Linked DNA regions of Homo sapiens: region 1 is linked to region 2. A link is an interaction called in ENCODE POLR2A ChIA-PET data of the cell type or tissue named here. Cell type or tissue: OCI-LY7. All regions are shown on one strand. Each heading gives the region's core, and the rest is flanking DNA. Links, peaks and the distances in the headings are about the cores only. Region 1 overlaps EDC3 (enhancer of mRNA decapping 3). Region 2 overlaps ARID3B (AT-rich interaction domain 3B).

Region 1 (2,911 bases), core at 220-2,719, 62 kb before region 2:
CAGATTAACTACAGAACAAAGTAGGTAATGTAGCATAAGTGCTAGGTCAGTGGTAACGCACACTGTTGTAAGTGGTCAGATGGGAGTGATTTTTTTAGCAAGGGTAGTCAAAGATAGTGTGTTTGGGCCGAGTCTGTAATAGCAAAAATGAGAAATAACTTAAAAGTTAATCAGTAGGTATGATCCATGTGCTGTATATCAATATGGTATGATCTATGATTTATGTGGCCATAAAAAGTAAGATACAGTATTTGAAGAATTTTTTCATGAAACTCGAGGATGCTCCTAAGCGAGAAAGCAGGATACAAAACTTTATAAGATGGATGCAAATTTTTTACTAAAAGAAAATCAAAATATTATGTGAATATTTAGAATTTTCTGCATATTTGGTATGAACATCTGTTAACAAACATTATTTTTAAAAAGGAATACTCCTTTCCTATTACCTTTGAATTATTTATTTGACCATTGTGCTGTACTGAATTGTTTTTCATTTTTGCATTGTGTGTACATTTTTTCTTTTTCTTTTTCTTTTTCTTTTTTTTTTTTTGAGACAGAGTCTCGCCCTGTCGCCCAGGCTGGAGTGCAGTGGCGCGATCTTGGCTCACTGCAAGCTCCACCTCCCGGGTTCAAGCGATTCTCGTGCCTCAGCCTCCTGAGTAGCTGGGATTACAGGTGTATTCCACCACGCCCAGTGCTGGTCTCGAACTTCTGACCTCAGGTAATCTGCCCACCTCGGCCTCCCAAAGTATTGGGATTACAGGTGTGAGTCACCACCCCTGGCCGTGTGTACATTTTCTAGACATTATCCTCTGTGTTCTTTTCACTTTGCCTAGACCATGACTGTGCGCCAATAAAACTTTATTTACAGAAACAGGCAGTGGGTTGGATTTGGCCCATGAGCTATAGTTTGCAGAGTTTTGATGTAGAGTATATACTTAGGGTGAAGTTAATTCATAATAGTTAATGTGGATTCATGTTTGGAATGACCTTCTTGATACTTTATAATTTGGGAGACCATCTTCATAGATTTAATTAATTTTTGACAACCTCATTCTAGCTAAAGAAGGCCTGTAAGAGGAATAGGGAAAGTGTTCTGCCATTTTCTTGTTTACTTATGATTACATTAGTATTATCGTTATTTAACATATAGTTTCTTTACAAGTATCTTTTTAAGCCACATACTCATTTTCGTATGCTTTAGTTAAAAATTGGCATGGTTGTATAGTGTGAATGCACTTAATGCCACTGAACTGTACACTTAAAAATGGTTAAAATGGTAAATTTTATGTAATGTATATTTTACTGCAATTTTAAAAAATTGATGTATAACCACTTGCATGGATAGACTTCTTGTTATGGAATGTCACATTTTCCTCAGATATCTCAAATATGGGCAGCAATTGGCTGGCATGGAACTTCATAAGGGTCCTGGTTTTCATCAATACATTAAAATTCATAAAGTTTAATTTCTACTGTTTTTAGTTAAAATAAAAATAAATAGAATATTCCGTATCTTCTTCCTACATCCTGGTGAATCGTTCTGTCCACCCCTGGGGAAACACATACCCACTGAAGAGTGACCACTGGGCAAGAGACCTATTTCTAATAGGATGTTTTGATTTAATATTGAGGCAGTACGTTGATAATCCTTATTCTTTTGTTCTTCCCTTGTCTGTGTATATTGCTAATGGTGTTATCCTGACCTTGTATTTTCATACCCATTCTGTCTTCCTGATCCAGCTCTGCTTTTTCACCCACATATGTAAAATATATGTATATATTTTCATATATATAAATATCATTATATATGCATATATTTTCATATACACACACACACACACACATATATATATATATATATATTTTTGGAGACGGAGTCTCACTCTGTCCCCAAGGCTGGAGTGCAGTGGCGCAATCTTGATCTCAGCTCACTGCAACCTCCACCTCCTGGGTTCCAGCGATTCTCCTACCTCAGCCTCCCAAGTAGCTGGGATTACAGGTGCACACCACCATGCCTGGCTAGTTTTTGTATTTTTAGTAGAGACGGGGTTTTGCCATGTTGGTCAGGCTGGTCATATACATATATATATTGCTCAGGCCGGAGTGCAAGTGGTGTGGACTGTGGCTCACTGCAGCCATGACCTCCTGGGCTCAAGTGATCCTCCCATCTCAGCCTCCTGAGTAGTCTCATCCATATTTCTTTCTCTTTATTTTATTTTATTTTTTTTTCTTTTGAGACAGAGTCTCGCTCTGTCACCAGGCTGGAGTGCAGTGGCGTGATCTCGGCTCACTGCAATCTCTGCCTCCTGGGTTCAAGCGATTCTCCTGCTTCAGCTTTCCAAGTAGCTGGGACTACATGTGCGCGCCACCATGCCCAGCTAATTTTTGTATTTTTAGTAGAGACGGGGTTTCACCATGTTGGCCAGGATGGTCTCGATCTCCTGACCTCATGATCCGCCCACCTCAGCCTCCCAAAGTGCTGGGATTACAGGCATGAGCCACCGCTCCCAGCCCTCTTTTATTTTATTTTTTAGCCAGGATGTGTTCTCATGTGGTTTTTTATTTTTTTATAAAGACAGGGGTCCCACTATGTTGCCCAAGCTGGTCTCAAACTCCTGGGCTCAAGTGATCTGCCCACCTTGGCCTCCCAAAGTGCTGAGATTTGGGCATGAGCCACTGTACCCAGCCCATCTCATCCATATTTCTATGGCACTTTATATAAACTTCTTTCTAACTCTAATCACATCATATTTTCATTATTTGCCTATATATATATATATATATATATATTTCTATTTTTTATTTATTTATTTTTTTGAGTCGAAGTTTTGCTCTTGTTGCCCAGGCTGGAGTGGAATGGCACAATCTTGGCTCACTGTAACCTCCGTTTCCTGGGTTCAAGCAATTC
Region 2 (2,911 bases), core at 189-2,688:
AGGCCTGAAATGCCCATGTTGGCACAATGTTGCCAATATGGCTCTTGGTGGATGAGACCACCTGGCACTTTCCCAGGGGACCCTGTGGCTAAGAGTAGAGCTAGGCAGGCACTGCCCAACACCATAGGGGGTGCTGCGGGCCTGTAGGCTTGGTTGGCCCAATTACTGCCCTAATGCCATCGGACAGTGCCCACCAGGGACTCTCTGTCTTGCCAAGGAAGGCCTTAGGCACTGGGCTTTAGACATTTCAAAGTGAGTTCTCATTCACTTGTGTCTCCGATCACACTAGAGTCCCCATTTCACAGACAAACTGCCCAGAGTTTGTCATAGGTCACACAGCAAACCAGCAACTAAGCCCCCTGGTCCCCTAATCTGCCCCAGAAAGGTAGTTTCTCAGCTGTTCTGAGCTTGACAGCATGAACATCCTCAGGAGCCACAGGCAAAGTGGGCTGAGGCTTGGCATTCCCCTCGAGGTCATCTGGCCATTCTGAACGCCCCTCCTCAGCCTGCTTCCTCCGGCTGAGCCATGTGCCCCCGGAACCCCTCTGAACTCTGTTGCCGATCCCTCCCTCCATCTGCGCCTTCAGTGAAGCAGTTTCTTAAAGGAGGGGTCCTTGGTACCGTGGAGGGACAGGACATCTCTGGGAATTCGTACCCAGCTGCGTTCGTGCTGAGTTCTTCATGACCCACTCCTTCCAGCGTCAGCTGGTGGATCCAGGGCTGGGTACTGAGCCGTACTGGACCAGTGGGCCCCCTCCCGGGATCGCTGGACTTGGAGCAGAAGAGTCCCTCCAGGGCTGAAGATTGGACACAGAAAACTTGGGAACTGTCAACTGCCCTGTTATTCACCTCGTGAAAAAAGCTGGATTTCTAATGAGAGCGAATGGAGGTGACAATTCCCAGAAACTGGAATTGGGATGGTGAGATTTTAGTTCAGCCGCCGGCGGTCTCATGCGTGGAGGTGATAAAGTTGAGCTTTGAGGTGGTCTTCAGAGGGAGAGGAATACCCTCTGCGGGCAGAGCTTCCTGGGTTCCGGGCCCTTCCGGACGTCAACACAGGTCCAAATGCCCTTGGGCTCCTCCGCACACCCTGGGTGCAAGAATAAATCCTTCTCTCTGCCGCCATTAGCCTGACTGGCTTCGGTTACTTCGCACAAAAAGCCCTTGCCGAGCAAACGTCCCCGGTGCTGCTCCAAAGGAGACCCCTGCCCTCCTGGAAGCTCCTCCCTGAGGCCGGGTATCCACTCGCCGCTCGCAGCCCTCGCTCTAGCTCCAGCTCCTGTTCCTTTTCCTGCCCACCCCGCCCAGTGAGGAGATCAGCACCCCTTGTCTGTCTCTGTGTCTGTCGGGGTTCGTGCCTCACTGTGTCCAAGCCCGGCTTCTATCCCTAGTCCCTTCCTGTTCGCGCCACTCCTGCTTGCTTTCTTCTCCCCTTCCCTCCAGCGGTGGTTCCAAACCTTCTCTTCCATAAGACCCTCCATTCCGTTTCCCAGAGACCCAGGGGTGCCCCTCGCAGGGGCAGAGGCGCAGCCTGTAGTGGATCTCCCTCCGCGCAGGGCGGGCAGTCTAAGGTCATTCCCGGTCACCCTGCCCCCTCGCTCCCATTGGCTCTGGGGAGGGCACGTGACTCAATCCTGGCCAATGGCGTGGCGGGGCCTGTGGCTTGCTGCCGGGCAGGCTTTTCTAGGAGCTTCTGGGGTAACGCCAGAGAAACCTGCTAACACACAAGGTTAGCTGAGAGTGAGCTCAGTGAGCTTTCCCTTTGAAGAAGGCGTGGGTGAAGGGGAGAAGGTTCAGGAGAAATCAAGGGGTCAGGAGTAGTTCACTCAGTCCCCTTTCACTCTGAAGGAGCTCACCTCTCCCCAGTACTGTCCAGTGGAAAGGCCACTCAAAGCAACTGAGAGAGACCTGCTTGTGTGAAGAGGTAGAGGTTTATTGAAATATAAACATTCGAGAACATGTAAGATAGAAAATAACCACAACATATAGACACTTGCTGCAGGAGGACATCTGAGGTATTTACTCACTGCCTAGGCTACCCATGTGCTATCACATTTTTCCTGGTTAGAATACATATAAGATGGAGAGCAGGAGGGGACAGAGCTGCCCTGGCTGATGGCACCTTCAGGGGAAGCTCTGCTTGGGCCAAGGCCCCACTCGTGGGGGCACCTGCTGGCACCCCTCATCGGGCTCTGGGTGACACCCTGCTGTTGTCCTTGAGGGCAGTGAGGGTTCACTCCAACGGTGTGGCCAGGCGAGCTGCCTGGGGAAAGGGAGAGGATCCAATGACCGGAAAGACACAGTGTGCTTTCCCTGCATCCTCTGGGTGGGAAGAGTCCATCCTTTGTGACCAAACCCCTGAGAAAGACATACTGGCCAAATGTCTGAGACACCTTCAAATGGGCCCAGTGCCAGCCAACTGGGCTCCTCACTGGCACCACGTCCCAGATGCCCTTCTCTGCCCACACCCTGCAGGCTGAGGCCAGAGGAGGTCAGCCCTCGGGAGATGGGGTATGTGTGTGTGTGTGTGTATGTGTGTGGGAGTGGGGGTGAGTGTGTGTGGAGGGCTGAGAGAAGACGCAGTTGAGCAGAGCTGCAGCTTACCGGGCTGAGGTATCTGTTTGTGCTCAAGCTTTTGATTCCCTTTCCTCTCCTACACAGGACTGAATGCGAGCCACGCTGCCACACACACCCACGCCACGCGCGGTGTCTCCCACTGCCACAGCCCCATGTCACAGTGGTGGTGTTCTGCTGAACATTCCAGGGCTTCCTCGACTGAGGTGAGCCGCAAGCGAATCAATTTTCTTTACAGCACAGGAGCTGCCTGCTCCCGCGCAGGGTCCAGGAGGAGCTGTGGAGTTATTCATCTCCTCATACCCTGGGGCGGCTCAACCTCTGGCAAGGCCAGCGA

Evidence for each region. Peaks named below come from ENCODE experiments on the same cell type or tissue, not always from the same donor. Only the 100,000 strongest peaks of a DNase experiment are listed, where the experiment ranks them.
Region 1: POLR2A ChIA-PET joins it to region 2 with 10 read pairs; 3 of 35 experiments call an interaction of 5 or more read pairs at or near these places.

The regions. Positions count from the first base shown.
Region 1 is chr15:74,659,370-74,662,280 of GRCh38, reverse strand. The region is part of intron 3 of EDC3 (enhancer of mRNA decapping 3); the gene reads left to right. Among named protein-coding and RNA genes, the nearest start is that of EDC3, 35 kb to the left of the region's middle. In OCI-LY7, for the core only: no CTCF peak of the experiment used is centred there; no DNase peak of the experiment used is centred there.
Region 2 is chr15:74,597,133-74,600,043 of GRCh38, reverse strand. It overlaps ARID3B (AT-rich interaction domain 3B), which reads right to left. Exons shown (of 9, transcript NM_006465.4): 9 at 1,913-2,911. It overlaps CLK3-AS1 (CLK3 antisense RNA 1), which reads left to right. Exons shown (of 9, transcript XR_007064715.1): 9 at 1-1,125. Among named protein-coding and RNA genes, the nearest start is that of CLK3-AS1, 17 kb to the left of the region's middle. RefSeq lists enhancers at 1,462-1,756, 1,031-1,919, 2,535-2,911. In OCI-LY7, for the core only: no CTCF peak of the experiment used is centred there; a DNase peak (open chromatin) is centred at 1,623; H3K4me3 peaks cover 1,021 bases; H3K27ac peaks cover 351 bases.